Linked DNA regions of Homo sapiens: region 1 is linked to region 2. The links are chromatin loops, found by intact Hi-C in ENCODE. Cell type or tissue: PC-3. All regions are shown on one strand. Each heading gives the region's core, and the rest is flanking DNA. Links, peaks and the distances in the headings are about the cores only.

The links. Hi-C counts contacts between places; a loop is a spot of excess contacts. Peaks named below come from ENCODE experiments on the same cell type or tissue, not always from the same donor. Only the 100,000 strongest peaks of a DNase experiment are listed, where the experiment ranks them.
Region 1: it touches region 2 in a loop (2.5-fold over the local background); 2 of 110 quality-filtered maps call a loop at or near these places.

The regions. Positions count from the first base shown.
Region 1 is chr5:173,511,879-173,520,335 of GRCh38, reverse strand. All of the region lies in intron 14 of LOC105377732 (a long non-coding RNA gene), which reads right to left. Among named protein-coding and RNA genes, the nearest start is that of LINC02995, 64 kb to the left of the region's middle. RefSeq lists an enhancer at 2,112-2,863. In PC-3, for the core only: no CTCF peak of the experiment used is centred there; a DNase peak (open chromatin) is centred at 4,625; H3K27ac peaks cover 2,435 bases.
Region 2 is chr5:173,416,224-173,424,680 of GRCh38, reverse strand. The region is part of intron 1 of LOC105377732 (a long non-coding RNA gene); the gene reads right to left. Among named protein-coding and RNA genes, the nearest start is that of MIR8056, 73 kb to the right of the region's middle. In PC-3, for the core only: no CTCF peak of the experiment used is centred there; a DNase peak (open chromatin) is centred at 4,370; H3K27ac peaks cover 929 bases.

The DNA of each region.
Region 1 (8,457 bases), core at 158-8,157, 96 kb before region 2:
AGAAAGTGCAAACTAATGTATGGTGACAGAAAGCAGATGAGTAGTTCCCTGGTGATGGGGGAGAGGAAGGTGTGGAGAGGTCGGGAGGGGTGTGAGGGTGGAATTCCAAAGGGCATAAGGAAATTTTTAGTAGAAGCATGCATGTTCATTATCTTGATCATGGTGATAGTTTCACAGGTGTATACATGTGCCAAAGCTTATCAAAGTATACATTTCATATATACATAGTTTATTATGCACTGATTATACTTCAACAAAACTGTTCAAATATGCAAGTTGGTTTTTTATTCTAATACATTTTTTCTTGAATCATCAAAAGCATTTTAGCTCTTGAAATGTAACTTTATACAATTACCCACACAAGAAAAAGGGATGTAAACTCTGTACGACACATATACACATGTATGCAAAACACCCTCGTCCACAATTATTTGATTTTGAGATATGTTATGGTAATAACTGTCAACTCTTTGACTAGGTGTATCCCTTTTTAATGCCAAAACATTTGAAGACTTCACTCAGGATGATTATTTTTATGTTACTTTGAATTATTTGAGAAATACATAATAACAATAAGCTTATAGGACTTTAATAGCACTTATAGATAAATATGTATTTTCCTAATCTCAAAGCATAACATATATTTGTAAGATGAGAGTACATCTATTTTTTTCTAGTCTTTTCTCTCACATTGATCCTTCTCTCTGTCTAGGCACTAAGACTACAAGCATTCTCTCCAGCCAGGTAGTGTTGACCAGCAATGAAGAAATTAATTCTTAGTTTATGCGTTTCAAAGGAGATTCAGACCCTTCCAGTAAAAGGGCCACAGAAAGGACTCAGAACACAAATTCAGAAATTGCATAATGATGGAAAAGCCCAGCACAGCAAGGTTTCCAATTATAGAACGAGGCAGCATGCCTGGATTGGGGTTAAGGACTCAGAAAGAGACATTGGATGAAGCTAGGTGTGAAAGAAGAGGCTCTTCGCCCTGCCCACCACCCAGGGTGAGTCCAGAAACAAGGTTGAGAAAACTGTTTGACGAGTGGGTTTCATGATCTGAGAGCTCAGGGTACCTGTGCCCCCTTCCCTATTGAAGAGCCCAGCAGCTGGCAGGACCCTAAGGCAGCCCTTGCCAGCATGGAGCTGGAGCTGAAGAGGTATCTGAGTGTGTAGATCTAGGTAGAGGAGTTCAAGATCATATCATGCAGTTTCTCACAGCCCAGAGGGACGAAGGAGTGTTATCTAACTCCTAGGTCCCCAAGAGGGGCATGGAAATATTCCACATTGCTGGCATGTGGGAACAGGCTGTGTGGGATAAACCAAGAGACTGCATGATGACTGCATGAACTGACAGCCAAGGAGCGGGTAGGGATGACCTTGTCTCTGAGGCTGCTGCATGGTACAGGAGCGCCGAGGGCTGTTCTCCTCTTGACGCCAGGGCACAACCTCAGCTCCTCAGAATGAGATGCGACCCTGGGAGAGCCAGAGGGAGACCCCAAAATGACTAAGATTGTTTCTAATCCTAATAAAATAGAATAGGAACATCTTTAAAAGAGATCAAGTCATTATAGGAAAACAGCCACATGTCTTTCCCAACTGATTCTGTGGGTTGAGAAATAGAAAAATGCTACCCTTAAGTGTTGACGTGGGTTATTTAGAAATAATCTGTGCACGTATGGAATTACAAACTTCTTAAAATAATGCCAGCTCTATCCTGTAAGTTGGGAAGAGTTACATCCTAATTTGGGTGAAGACACAGCACAGCAGTTGCTGAAATACATGACAGAGCTATGTATACATGAGAGACCCAAAGACCAGTAGAACGGAATAGAGAGTCCGGAAATAGACCTATGCAAATACGGCCAATTGATTTGTAAGAAAGATGCAAAGGGAATTTATTAAAGAAAAGATCATCTTTTTAAACAAATGTTACTAAAACAATTGAACATTCACGTGTCAAAAAAAGAAAATAAGAAATTTGACTCCTACTTCACACCTGTTCAAAAGTTAAAATAAATCATAGACCTAAATGCAAAACCTAAAACAATAAAACTTCAAGAAGATATTCTAGGAAAAAATCTTTGGGATCTTGGATTGGGCAGAGTCCTTAAATTTGACACCAAAAGCACAATCCATGCAGAAAAAAATAATACATTGGACTTCCTCACATTTAAAAACTTTTGCTCTTCCAAGTCAGACACTCTCTCTCTACAGAGAGAGTGATAGTGGTGGTTCCACATTTCTCTCTCTCTCTCTCTCCCTATTGGTTCTCTTTCTCTGGGAAACCTTGACTCAAATGTGTTTCAGCTGGCAAATAAACAAACTATGGTACATCCAATAATGGAATACTACTCAATGGTATAACAACAAAACAATGGACTACTGCCACACACAACATGGATGAATCTACCATGCATTATGCTAAGTGAAAGAAGCCAGACTCGAAGGTTACACACAGTGTGATTCCACTTATATGACATTCTTGAGAAGGCAAAGCTATAGAGATGCAAAACAGATTAGTGGCTGCTGGCAGGGGGGAGGGTTAATACAAAGGTAGTTATTTGTGGATGACGGGATAGTTCTGTATTTTGATGGCGGTGGTGATGGTTACACATCTCTATGCACTTGTCAAAAGTAATAAAACACCAAAAAAGTGAATTTTACTGTATATTAAAATAAGATAAAATGGAGTGTGAGCCTTGGACTAATACAAGGGGGCAGGAACCTAGAACAAAGGTACTCTCCCTGTCACAAGGACGCTTCATATCTCCCCCACCTCACCAATCCCAGAATCGTTCTGCCTCAAGCAGCACTGCCCAGCAGAAATATAATGCAAGCTCCATATTTAATTTTAAGCTTTATATTGGTTAAATTAGAAGGTATAAAGAAACAAGCAAAAATAATTTTATATTTTTGTTTAACTCAATATTCCAGAATATTATAATTTTAGCATGTACTCAATATGAAGAAATTAGTGAGATAGTCCTGGTTTTTGGGCAAATTCCTTGCAAGCAGTCTGAGGCCATCACCAGAAGCAGATGCTGGCGCCACGCTTCTTGTACAGCCTACAGAACCCCAAATAAGCCCCTTTTCTTTATAAATTTCCCAGCCTCCGGTATTACATGATAGCAACACAAAACTGACTACTACACTGAGGGATGAAGAGAGTTACAGAAAGAAAGAAAAGAAAAGAAAAGAAAGAAAGAAAGAAAGAAAGAAAGAAAGAAAGAAAGAAAGAAAGAAAGAAAGAAAGAAAGAAAGAAAAGAAAGAAAGAAAGAAGAAAGAAGAAAGAAAGAAAGAGAAAGAAAGAAAGAAAAAGAAAGAAGGAAAGAAAGAAAGAAAGGGAGAAAGAAAGAAAGAGAGAGAGAGAGAAAGAAAGAGAGAAAGAAAAGGAGATTGTTGGTTTCGGATGCTAGATCAACCTATACCTGAAGTAAGCCCTACCTCTGGACTGATCAGTAATATGAACCAATAAGGTCCTTTTATTGTTCTAGTCAGTTTAAATTTTCTATAAATTATTACTGAAATATTCACAACAGATGCATTGCCCAAGAAAGACTTTCCTGCTACCATCTTCACAAGTAACTCTCTAATCAGTCTTCGATAATATGGGACAATGTAGGCAATCAGAGTCAGGGGTTCAGCTTCCAGTCTAATGCTGCCACTTATCTCAAGCTGCACAATAACTGTAACAACAGTAACTACAAGAGACTCTTTTTTTTTTTTTTTTTTTTTTTGAGACGGAGTCTCGCTCTGTCGCCCAGGCTGGAGTGTGGTGGTGCAATCTCGGCTCACTGCAAGCTCCGCCTCCCGGGTTCACGCTATTCTCCTGCCTCAGCCTTCCGAATAGCTGGGACTACAAGTGCCTGCCACCACGCCCAGCTAATTTTTTTGTATTTTTAGTAGAGACAGGGTTTCGTGGTGTTAACCAGGATGGTCTCGATCTCCTGACCTCATGATCCACCCGCCTCAGCCTCCCAAAGTGCTGGGATTACAGGCGTGAGCCACTGCGCCTGGCAAGAGACTCTTCATTAACTGTAAGGTGCTCTACATATAACATTTTAATCTACAACAAGGAAAACAGAGACTTGTTTCTTATTTTACAGAGGAAAAATGAGGCTCATGGCGGTAAACATAACTTGGACAAATTCTCAGTTAATAAGCTAGTTACTTTTCTTCATAGCACAGATGTGATCATATTTATTTCTTTGTTTAGCTGTTTATTGTTGATCCCCTGCGCTAAAATGAAAGCATCAGGAGAGCAGACCCTTTGTCTTTTTCAAGCCTGGATCCTGGGTGCCTAGAACAGTTGCTGGCACAGAGGAAGCCCTTAATAAAGACTGGTTGAGTATTAAATGAACAAGATTCAAACCTAGGTTTGCCTCCAAAACCATCTCTTTTCACAGCTCCAGGTTGTCCCTCATTATCCTCTTGTAAAATAAATGGTGGACCCTTTCACATGCTTAAAAACAAGTGTTGTTTGTTTATGTGTTGCTTTTCATGTGCTGCTGTGGAATGAGCCTCCTCTAAGCTAGTGGAATGTCTTGAGTAACTTTTTGGTCTTTCTTCATAGGACCTATCATGTAAGCCCTTCATTAGTCATCCTGGGTCTACTCAAGGCATTTAATGATACATTTTGTCAGTACCATGAGTAAACAAACATTTAATCAAAACCATCTTGGTGGCAGAGACAGAGCTAGATTCTTTACAGGACCTTAATCACCTCATGCAGTCCTTACCGTGCCTCTGAAACACAGGAAGCAGCACCTCTGTTTGGCAAATCAGACTTCAGGTCCAGAAGATGACATGCTTTTAAGGTGGCAAACAGAGTAAGGATTATCTGACTCCAAAGATTTTACATCTTTCTTTAAAAGTCACATGTTATAATTATTCTAATTAAGATTGTGAAACTTAGAATTGGATTTGGGGTTTTCTATGTCAAAAAGGAAAAATGGACATTTGGTCATGATCATTTCAATATACACATTTGAGCACCTACTACAGTGCTAGGTGCCATGCTAGGCACTGGGGACACTGTAGAACAAAACAGGCCTCACCTCTTCTCTCTTGGTTCTTGTAAAATGGCTGGTACCTGTTCAGTGCAGTGTCAGAGCTAATGCTCTCAAATTTTGGTGTTGGGTCTATTTGAACACTCGGTGCATTAGTTAAAGTAGGCTAATATGCAGCAGTAAATAGACCTCGTATTAGTCACGGTGGGCTAACTGCATTAGAAATAACCTTAAATATCAGAAGCTAAAACTAATAAAAACTGATTTATCTTTATGAAAAGCCTGATGTTGTATTCCTAAGTGGCTCTTCTCCAAGCACTAATCCAGGGACACAGACTCCCTTCACATTGTGTCTCTGCCATCTTGTGGCTTCAGACTTGCCCTGGTACCAACTGGCTAGAGAATAAATGGCTTTACATAGGAGACTTTTATGGCATAGGCTTTGAAGTATCATCTGTCTTTTTTCCCACGACCTATTTGCCCGAACTGAGTCACCTGACCAGCTTAACTGCAAGGGAGGCTGGGAAATGTAGAGGAGCTCATAGTATTTAGTGCATACCAAGAGTCTCTTTCATAGACTCCAAAAAGTCTATGGAATTTTTAAAAAGAATTTCAAAACTTCCAAATTTCTAAATGTAAGCCTTTCTGGGTAGCAGGGATTCAGGTCAGCAACAACTCTACTCCATACAGTCATTCTGGGAGCCAGGCTAGTGGCAGTTCTGCCATATTAAAAAGTTCTCACAAGAGGTTTTAAGGTCCAGACCTGAAGTTGCACTCATCACCTCCCCTCACATTCTATTGGTTAGAACTCATGCACATGACCATATCTTACTGCAAAGGAAGCTAAGAAATGTAGTTTATATCCCAAGCACAAGGAAAGAAGGATGGATTTTTCTAGATAGCTAGAAGATGATAGTTCACCTGGATTTTTTTAACTAGACCTGCCAAATACCAGTTACTGTGCATGTCTCTCACTGATATCCTTTTCTTTTCCTTTTTTTTTTTTTTTTAGACAGAGTCTCACTCTGTTGCTCAGGCTGGAGTGCAGTGACATGATCTCGGCTCACTGCAACTTCTGCCTCCTGGGTTCAAGCAATTCTCCTGCCTCAGCTTCCTGAGTAGCTGGGATTACAGGTGCATGCCACCACGCCCGGCTAATTTTTGTATTTTTAGTAGAGATGGGGGTTCACTATGTTGGCCAGACTGGTCTCGAACTCTTGACTTCAGGTGATCCACCCACCTCAGCCTCCCAAAGTGCTAGGATTACAGGCATGAGCCACCACGCCCAGCCCTGATATCCTTTTCTAACCTTCTTTTTCTGTGACTTCGCATGTGTATATCTAGCTATGTCTCCAACCTGACATACCATATGGTTTCCTAATTCTGGCCTCTAAATAGAAGTCCTTTATCTTAACAAGGAAGTAATCTGAGAAATTATTGAATGTGCTTTCCACAGCAAATGCCATGTTCTTTTGAAATTCATTCATCCAGTGATAACTCACTTAGACTTTATTTTTCTCCACTAGAGGAGGGCAAGGCCCTGTCTGTTTTGCTCAGCACTCTATTCCCAGTGCTTAGCACAGTATTCCTGATACATCACAAGTAACCCAATAAATATTTTCTAAATGACTGTATAAATTTTTCTTTTATCTCAGAATCTTAAAAAGGTCATATTTGATATTGGGGTAAAAAAATATTCCCTGTTGATTTGTTATATATGATGACACCTCCCAGAACCCTGGGAGGGCATCCCTGACCACAAAGCTCAGCTCTTCCTAACTCATTCACTCAGATCCCACTTGTTTTTTTAACCATAGCAAACTCTGAAGAAACCACATACATTGAAAGGTCTTTAATTTTTTTTTCTTTTTAGGGATTGCTGATCTATGTGGAAACTGGAACAAAAGAAATGTCAGAGTCTGCCTGATCCTCACTTTACAATTTTTGTCATCATTGGCTATCAATGTGGAATCCACCATGGCTGAGAAATGTGTAGCTGTGAAATGAGCCCGTAACTGAGCTGAAAAGATTTGTTTGACTTCCAGCTAAGCCACTTAACAGATGTGTGGTTTCTATAAATCAGTCAAGGCTCTGAGTTTCGGCTTCCTCTTCAGGAAGCAGAAAACAGCACCTTCCCTGTCAATATCACAGGATTGCTGTAAAAATGCCTTTTGTTTATTTAATAGATATTTATTGGTGGCTAACTATATGCCAGATATTGACCTAGGTTCTGGAGATACATCAGTGAATAAAACAAAGTTTATGTGACTCAGAGCTTATGCTGAAGGGCAACAGTGTAAATAAATCAATCAATGAGCATGTAATATACCAGGGGTTGATAGGGTTTTGGGGGAAAATCACACAGAGCAAAACAGACGAGAGCCACGGAGGAAAGGAGCTTTGATATTTTATATAAGATGGTTCAGACTGGGACATTAGAACAGACACCTGAAGGAAGTGAGTGAGTGTGTCATGCAAAGATATGAAGGAGGAGGAGGCACAGCATGGTCAAGGGCCCTGAGGTGACAGTATGCTTGGTGTTTATGAGGAATCGCAAGGAGAGCAGTTGGCTTAAGCAGGGTGAATGGGGGATGGGCAGATGCTAAGATCAGAAAGGTAGCACAAAGCTAGATCAATCAGGGCTCCATAGGCCATTGTAGAGACTTCAGCCTTTACTTTGATTGAGATAGAAAGCCATTTCTGTGTTGAGCATAGAAGTGATGCCTTGTGCCATATGTCCTTTAAAGAACATTTCAGCAGCTGTGTGGAAAAAAGGCTGCACGGAAGCTAGACTGGAGGCAAAGTTGCCAGTTAGGAAGCCACTGCAATACAGCAGGTGAGAGATGGCAGTGGCTAGGCTCAAGCCAACAGCAAAGGAAGTGGTGGAAAGTGGTCATATTACGAATATATTCTGAAGATAGCATAAACAAGTCTTCCTGATGGATTGGATGTTGCTGTAAGAGTAAAAAAGAGTAATCAAAAATGACCTTAAAGTTTTGGCCTGATGAGTGGGAAAACGGAGTTGCTCCTTCTTGAGATGGGGAAGACTTCAGGAAGAACACAGAAGCTCTCACTATGCTAAGACCTCTGTTTTTGAAACATTAGTTTGAGATGCCTGTGGACGTAGGCTTCCCAAAATGGCGCTGTATGGTGGTGGCTATATGTATCTGAAATTCTGGGAAGAGGTCCAGGGTGGAGCCATCACCTTGGGAGTTGGCAGCCTATTTAAATCCTTAAGAAGGGGTGAGATCACTTAAAGAGTGAGTGAAGAAGAAATAATTGTGAGGACTGAGAGGAAACTTCAATATTTAGAAGTCCAGGAAAAGAGAGAGGCACAGCAAAAAAGAAAAAAAAAACAAACTAAGGTAAGAAGAAGCCAATGAGGCAGGAAAAGGAACGAGATAGAGGAGAGTGAAGAAAGTGGGACCGGAAGGAGGGACTGACTCA
Region 2 (8,457 bases), core at 351-8,350:
CATTTATAAGCAGTTCACCGTGACCCTTATATTGGCTACACATTTGACATGCCAACTCATTCAATCATGTCACGTTACCCCACAGGTGCAAAAATGGACACGGAACTGTTGCATGGTGTGTCCGAGACCACATGCTAAGTGGTGGAGCCAGCACGTGGATCCAGCCAGTCTGGTTCCAGAGCCTGCGCTCTTAACTCCCACCTCTCAGTGAGTTCCCCTCCTTTCTCATGGGGCTTGGGCTTCCCAGAACTTGATACAAACTAGGTCTCTCCCAGCTGTGGCAGAAATGCAGCCCAAACTCCCATAATTTAGATAAAGGGTGGTTCACTAGACAGGACTGAATCTAGGACACCAGTGAGTTGCTGGGGTTTTGCATCTCTCTTCTCTGCTTCTCTCTGAATGTTAGCTACATGTTTCCTACTAGTGATGGGCCCTCTCCATGTGGTGGGAAAGATGACCATGAGAAGCCCCAAGTTCACTTCATGCCAACACAGCAAGCTCAGAGGCAAGAGGCAGGCATTCCCACCAGCACCAGGAGGAATGTCCTGGCCATCTGGAACCATATGACTGCAGGACAGTGTTCTGAGTGGCCTTGGACCAACCCACTCAAGAGTTCTGCTCACTCTTGCTGGTAGATCTCATGAATAACTATAGAATGTACTGAGAATGTAACACCCTGAGATACGGAGGGACTGGCTGAACATCTTGGGCTCTGGTCCAGCCTCCCCTAGAAACAGAATGTCCCCCAACACTTTAGCCCAGTGAGTCATGTAACCCTGTGGTATGTAACCCGGGTAGGTGTCCTTACAGGGTCCCTATTCTACAGTGCAATTCAGATATGCACCGTTCAGACTCCATCCACCCCAGGGAGCTTTCTTAGCATTGGGAGACCAACTCACAATGAATCCTAGGCTTCTGTGTCCCTTGCTGCCTACCTATAAATAGTGGATCCACTTCACATAATTTGTTGCATATGAGTATGTTCTGTCTCTCTGGACTCAGACAGATTGGTAAGCAGTGCACAGTGAACCTGCTTCACAGACCTTCCCGGGACAGATAACTGTCACCAGGGCAGTTATTTGGCAGTACCAACTTGAATCACGTCTCCACACTCGTGATTGGCGCTGGGGTGTGGCAGTTTGTTACCAAGTGAAGAAAAAAGAAGCATTAGCTGAAGTTTGACCTAGATAGGCAAAGATGTTGCCCAAAGTATCACAGCTAGGGAGCTAGAGAACTTAGCATCCAGGCCGCAAGAAGCCATGAAAGAGGTCCTGTTGGAAAGTTCTCCAGGTGCAGAACGCTCCATACTTCTAATACCATTTGCATAAGAAAGGGTAAAAGTAAGAGTGTCTATTCCATTTGTATTTGGGTAAAGAAACTCTGGAGAGACAGATGCACAAAAAAACTAGTACAAGTGATTCCTTACAGGGTGTGGGAAGAACAGAGTGGACAGAGATCGGAATGGTTGTGAGATTGCTCACTGTATGTCTCTCTGTATGCTGTTTTTATTTTTAATCATTTAAAAATATTACCAGTTTTGGCAGGGCGCAGTGGCTCATGCCTGTAATCCCAGCGCTTTGGGAGGCCGAGGCGGGTGGATCACCTGAGGTCGGCAGTTCGAGACCAGCCTGACCAACATGGAGAAACCCCATCTCTACTGAAAATACAAAATTAGCCGGATGTGGTGGCACGTGCCTGTAATCCCAGCTACTCAGGAGGCCGAGGCAGGAGAATCACTTGAACCCGGGAGGCGGAGGTTGTGGTGAGTGGAGATTGCGCCATTGCACTCCAGCCTGGGCGACAAGAGTGAAACTCTGTCTCAAAAAATATATATATATAATATATATATGTAATATAAAAATATAAACATATATATAAAATATATATATGTATATATAAATAAACATATATATAAACATATATATAACCAGTTTTTAAATATATGTAAATTAAATTAAAAGTAACCCCAAAAATTCATAAACGAAAGATAGGAGGGAAACAGGCTAAATGATAACAGTACCTGTCTTTGGATGTTAAGTCTAAGCATAATTTTTTTCCCTCTGAATTTGTTTTCCAAATTTCTTCAGATGAACACGTATTGCATTTTATAATGAAAAGAAAAGAAACTAAAAGGTCTAAACTAGATAAAAAATATTTTCAGAATTATTTCTGCTGTGTATATTCATCAATCACATGACCCATGATGCAGAAATAATAATAATTCTGAAAATATCCTATCAAATGATTTTTTCTTTCCTGTAAATCAAGTCACCCTACAGCTCCCCAACCATTCATTGCCTCAGAGGGCCAAGCAATGGCTGAGCTTTGAATTTCAAATAAGATTTGTGATGGCAACAGCAAAAAAAAATAGTTTTGAAAGTCAGGCTTCATTAAGAAAAGGGATTTTTAGACTCCAAAGTGCTTCCCTTGCAAAGAACACTGCGTGCTAGTCTGAATGCACTAGTTGGAGAAAAGGCAGGATTTGACAAGAGGGGAGCTCTCTCCCCCACAGAAAGAAAGAAGAGCCCCTTTGGCCTGGAGAGTGGCTCGGAGGAAGCAGAGAGATTGAGAGGGGTGGAGGAGGTGGGGTGATGGTCTCACCCTCAGCCTGATCTCTGCAGACCCAGCAACCATACCCCTTCCTGAACCTTGGCTAGATGGGTGAGGGAGAGCTCCAGCAAGCAAGAAGAACCCCCAGATAAATCAAGGGAAAGGAAATTGTTACAAACTGATTTGTGTTCCCCCAAAATTCATACATTCAGGGCCAACCCCTGGATATCAGAATGGAACCATCCTTAGAGATAAGGTCTTTAAAGACATGATTAGGTTAAATGAGGCCTTAATGGTGGAGCCCTAACCCAGTAGGACCAGGGCCCTTATAAGACGAGGAAGAGACACCAGGGACACACATGCAGAGAGACAACCGTGTGAAGAGGCAGCAAGAAAGTGGCAGCCTGCAAGCTAAGGAGAGAGGCCTCAGGAGAAGCCAACCCTGACAGCCCCTTGATCTCGGACTTCCAGCCTCCAGATAAATTACCATTGCTTAAGCCACCCACTCTGTAGCATTTTGTTACAGCAGCCCTACCAAACTAATACAGAAACCATCTCGCAGAATGTCCCTGCTACAACATCATATGGCCAAGCAAAATAGAAATAGCCACGTGTCGTGGTTAGGCCAAGAGGCCAGGCTGAGACAGTGCTCCTAGTGGGCAGTGGTCAGGAGACCCAGAGGCTCCCTTGAGTACTGGTTGGGAGACAGGATCTGCCAGTACCAGCAGACCCAGAGAGGCCCACACAGTGGGACCAGCCTGCGTCCAAACACAAGGACCTCACCACCAAGGAAATGGAGAAATACTGATGTCAGTAGTGGGTGCTTCTGTGGCCCCAAAGAGACCAGGAAAAGTGAAAACCTCCATTCAGGACACGTGCAGGATGTCAGGGACTGGGTCCCATCAGCTGCGCCACAGCAGGGTACAAAGGAGGGCTGCAGAAGCTCCCCACACAGTCACAGCGCTATTGAGCACCCACTGGCCCCTTGAGATCTCCTGGGGAAAATGGAAGGAGAAGCGGGAGGGAAGAAGCTCTAAAAGATGATCCCAGCCCCCAGCCCCCCACCTGGGTGCAGTGGCTCATGCCTGTAATCCCAGCACTTTGGGAGACCAAGCTGCAGAATCACTTAAGGCTAGGAGCTCAAGATCAGCCTAGGCAACATAGTGAGATTCCCATCTCTACAGAAAAAAAAAAAAAAAAAAAGATTATTTCTCCCCAAAGAGTCTTTTCATTCAGAAGTATTTAAGTTCCCTTTAACTACCAAGTTAGAAGTTTTTCCACCATATTTTTGTTGCACCTCTGCATTGCTGTGGATTCATTTCCAACCAAACCATGGGTGTTAGTGATGGTAAGAAGACATCTATAAATGAGACATCAAGAAAAATGACCTAAACTTGGCCAAAGCAGTTATTAAGCCTCAGGCGTCATAGCACAGAATTCAAACTGCCTTGAAGGACATGCAAGCGGGTAGGGTTCCAGGACCCCTAAAGGAGCTGCTTGGGCCCTCTCTTGAGATGTGGCGGGGACCCCAGAAGAAACGTTTTATGAGATTCTGGTCGGTCTCACTCGAGGGTGAGTTCCTGCCCAACAGCTTGGAGGTCTTCCTGCTTTTTTCCATTTTTAAAAGAGCAGATGTTCTCCTGGGAAAGAGATATTTAGCCACCCAAACAAATCAGAGAAGCGGAGGAATGGAAATAAACCAGGCATCTGCCTGCCACCGTGGCAGTGCCCAAAGAAATCACATTAGCTGGAGGGGAACATCCGGCCTGAGCGAGGGCTGCTCAGCTTGGCGTGGTTCCTGCCCAGAGCCAATGACGAATACGACTCTTTGTTCTGGTTCTCGAAGTGAAGACGGTCTGTGGGCTTATTTGTCTAGTTTGTTGACTCTCATAAAAGACATTCATAAATTTATTCTTGGTGCCAGGGGTGCTTACTGGTGTCAAAGTGGAGTCTTTTCAGACAGTTGCTCCGTGTTAAAACAAGCCACTCAGATGCATCTATAAATAATTGTCTGGGGCTTCGTTGAGCTAACAAACAGCTTTTTCCCCCCTCTCTCCTCTCTTTTTAAAATCAACTCTAAAATGATTTCATAAACAACGAGAGGAATTTCCCATTAATATTAAAGTGTGTCTGGGTTGGTCATTTTAATAGAACTTTCCAGAGGGAACAAGCAGTTCTTCCATCTTGTCCATATGAAACCTGTTCCCTTTTCAGACTAAGACATTTGGCAGCCCAGCCTCACTAGGACCAGTCATAGCTTCCTCTCCCCACCACCCTATGTCCATCTCTTTCTCTGATTTAGCCAAATAGAAGGATAAAAAGGCAGTAAGCAGCTGCAGCCTGGGCCCATCAGGAGAGCTTGTCACCACCCCGAGGCCTTTGGGGTTTCCACTTCAGGGTTTCCACTCTGACCTCAGGTCTCCAGAATTTTGTTTTTCAAGCCATCTTGGTTAGAAATTATGGCTGTGTCAGTTTCACTGATATAACAAAATTCCCTCCTGCCAGCCCCCCTGCAAATAACGGTAGCTTAAATAAGACAGAAATTTATTTCTCCTTTACATAAAAGAAGTTCAGAGGTAGAAAGCCCTGGGCTGGTATGCTGGCCCCACAGTGTCACCTTCTGTCTTCAAAATTTACCATTATTGGCAGGTCACCTCATGGTCTAAAACAGCTGTTGAAGTCCAGGCATCATGTCTGCATTCCAAGCACCCAGATGAAGAAAGAGTAGGTAAAGGTTATTCCTTCTCATTCAAGGACATTTCTTGGAATTACCACACAATACTCCTTACACGTCATCAGACAGAATCTAGTCAGATCACCTCACCTAGCTGCAAGGGAGGCTGGGACATGAAGTCTTTTCAGCGAGGCAGCAGTGTTATTTGAAAAGGAAGAATGGACTTCGGAAGGCCACCAGCCATCTAGGCCATGAGGATGAGTGCATTTGATAACCTCCCATAGAGTCTTCCAGCAACTACAAATCCACACCCCCACACAATCCTGCCACTGCCCTATTTTTAAAGAGTTTCCATTTTCACATCCCTTCCCTTTAAAACTCATTATCTTACTTTTTTTTTTTTCTGAGTTGGGATTCTGAGAAGTTGGACCACTAGTCTGATTTAAGTTTAGTTCTCACCAGGTCAGGAACACACATTGGCTTAAACTCCTGCCCCATGAACTGCCTCCCATATTCTGAAGGTCATAAGAAACCAGGCATGTAGATCATTCCAGAAGGATTTCTATAAATACAACTCAAAATAAAAAATGTGAGTCTTGCTTCATTCCTGCTTCATGCAGGGACCAGCAAAAATCTTCTGGGCCTTGCGAGGCCCACTAGGGAAGTTACCAAAGTCAAGATCAACAGCAAAGCTGCTATGGCCAGAATTAATGTGGATGGACAAACCCACTGCCTGGGCCAGCCCTGCAGACATGACGGACAGTCAGTTGCTCCCTTGGCCCCAGCCTGGATTCTGAAGATCAACCTCAGCTTGGACCCCACACCTTGTTTGAGACTCCAGACACCGGCCCTGCTTTGTCACGTGGTATTTCAGCAGACCATACGTGGTCTTTATTAGCTGGCCTCCTGGTGCCCTCCTGCCCTTATATGCCACCCCACCAGCCCAGCTCAGTGTCTGCTCTACTCCACACCAGCCTCATTACTGACACAACGAACGCCATTGAGGATGGAGTGTCAGAACATCCTCAACATGAAATCCACCCACCTACACTGGGTGGGTCACATGAGTAGAGTGAGTGGTATTAGGATGCCCATGCAGTTGTCATAGAAAGGTGAAGTAAAAAAACAAGTAGGAATGGCAAGGAAAAACAAGCCACAAAACAGCCTTCCTTATATTGGATTCCGTGACATACCAGCTCCATGCAATGTTGATAGGTGTGTCCAACCCTGAAAGCCTGTTCAGCTAAGTTTAGAAACCGTTGCCTTTAGAAATTAATAACTTAACAAATTAAAGCTTCTGAGAAGGCCTGCAATAAAGAAAGCTACTTGTTTCCCTCATTTGGCCCAGCATTTTCTCAACTGCTTAACTACCCCACCTTTCCTTCTGGAATGTCTATTAATGTCTCATAAAACCAAGGTTCATCAGGACACTAAATGATGCAGTAAAGCACTGATGGCCATAGCTACTTCTCTGACTCTGGAATCAAACCACTGACATTCAAATCTCGGCTCTAGCATTTTTTTAGCAGTCTGACTTGAGCATGTTATTAAATCTCTTTGTGCTTAGTTTCCTCATCTATAAAATAGGGGTAATAATAGTATCGACTTCATAGAGTTGTTGCAAGGATTAAGTGAATTATGCATATGGAATTCTGAAAACAGAATAAAGTTCATTATGATGTGATGACAATGATGAAGATGACAATGAAGATGATGATGATGACAACCCTGATGATGTTGATGATGAGGATGACAACAACTTTCTCCTGGAAACTTTCCACAGCTTATGAGTATGTTTCTCCCAGTGGCCAGCACTATGGTTATGATTGTCTCTACATCTCCAACATCTAACACAAGGCCTGGATGCTCCATAAATATTTGTTGAATGACTAACAGATGGAAACCTGAAGTACAGCATAAGAAATCACAAAAAGCAACAGACTCTTTGGACAGTAGCTACAGGTAAAAATCAAAGCACTTCCCCCAGGAAACGGGACTTATATCTGTCTTCCCAAACATGTAAGCAGGTCATTGGACACCTAGAGTGTGGAACGACAACTGGATGTCACACACGCCATCCCACAAGCTGAAATAGCACATTGGCACCTTTCTTCCCCCTTCAGCTAATTTATTGATCTACCACGTGGCCTGGGTTAGAAACAAGGGTTGGCTAACTGTACCATACTATTTTGATCCTTGGTCTTAGTGAATGTGAACAAGAAAACTTACAGAGAGGGTCAGCAGCTGGTGCAAGAAGCTGAAGTTGGAACTCAAAGAGAGAGAAAGAGACAGAGAGGGTCAAAAGTGGAATTGGTAAAGAAGAGAGAGGGACAGAGAGAAGTCAGGTGGTGGTGGTAGCAGGTGTGGTGGAAGCCTGGAGAGAACAAGTTTGGTCAAGCTGCAAAATCAAGTACAGAGCCTCTTCCTGGAGGAGGAAAGCTTTGTGGCCAGCAGTGTCCATTGGCCTGGAAACTCCACAGACATTTTGAGGACCCTAAGATGGAGGGAAGAAGGCAGGAGGAACTCAGCTAGGAGTGGAGGAGCCAAAATATGTCCAGCAGCAGCAGCCACAAGAGCACCCTTTGGGGGAGGCTCCTATTACATGCCCCTGCCCACAGCCCCACAACCAGGGCCTGAGCATTACACAGTTAGAACAAAAATACAACCTTCTACAAGATACAAGCAATAGTACAGAAGCCAGTCTTGGAGGTTTCCCCTTACATGCTGTATTAGTCCATTCTCATGCTGCTAACAAAGACATACCCAAGACTGGGTAATTTATAAAGAAAAAGAGGTTTAATGGACTCACAGTTCCACATCACTGGGAAGGCCTCACAATTGTGGCAGAAGGCAAAAGAGGAGCCAAGGCACATCTTACATGGCAGCAGGCAAGAGAGTGTTTACAGGGGAAACGCCCTTTACAAAACCCTGAGCTCTCATGAGACTTATTCAGTATCACCAGAACAGCACAGGGAAGACCCACCCCCATGATTCAATTACCTCCCACCAGGTCCCTCCCATGACATGTGGGGATTATGGGAGCTACAATTCAAGATGACATTTGGGTGGGGACACAGTCAAACCATATCACATGCCCAATTCCTGCTGCAGCCCAGCTCTGGATTTCCTCAGTCCTTCCTTATTCTTCTGTGTACACATCTACGTATTTACACACCCATACCTGCAGGCCCATACTTTGCTTACATGGTGATAAAGGTCCCTGAGTCCTTACA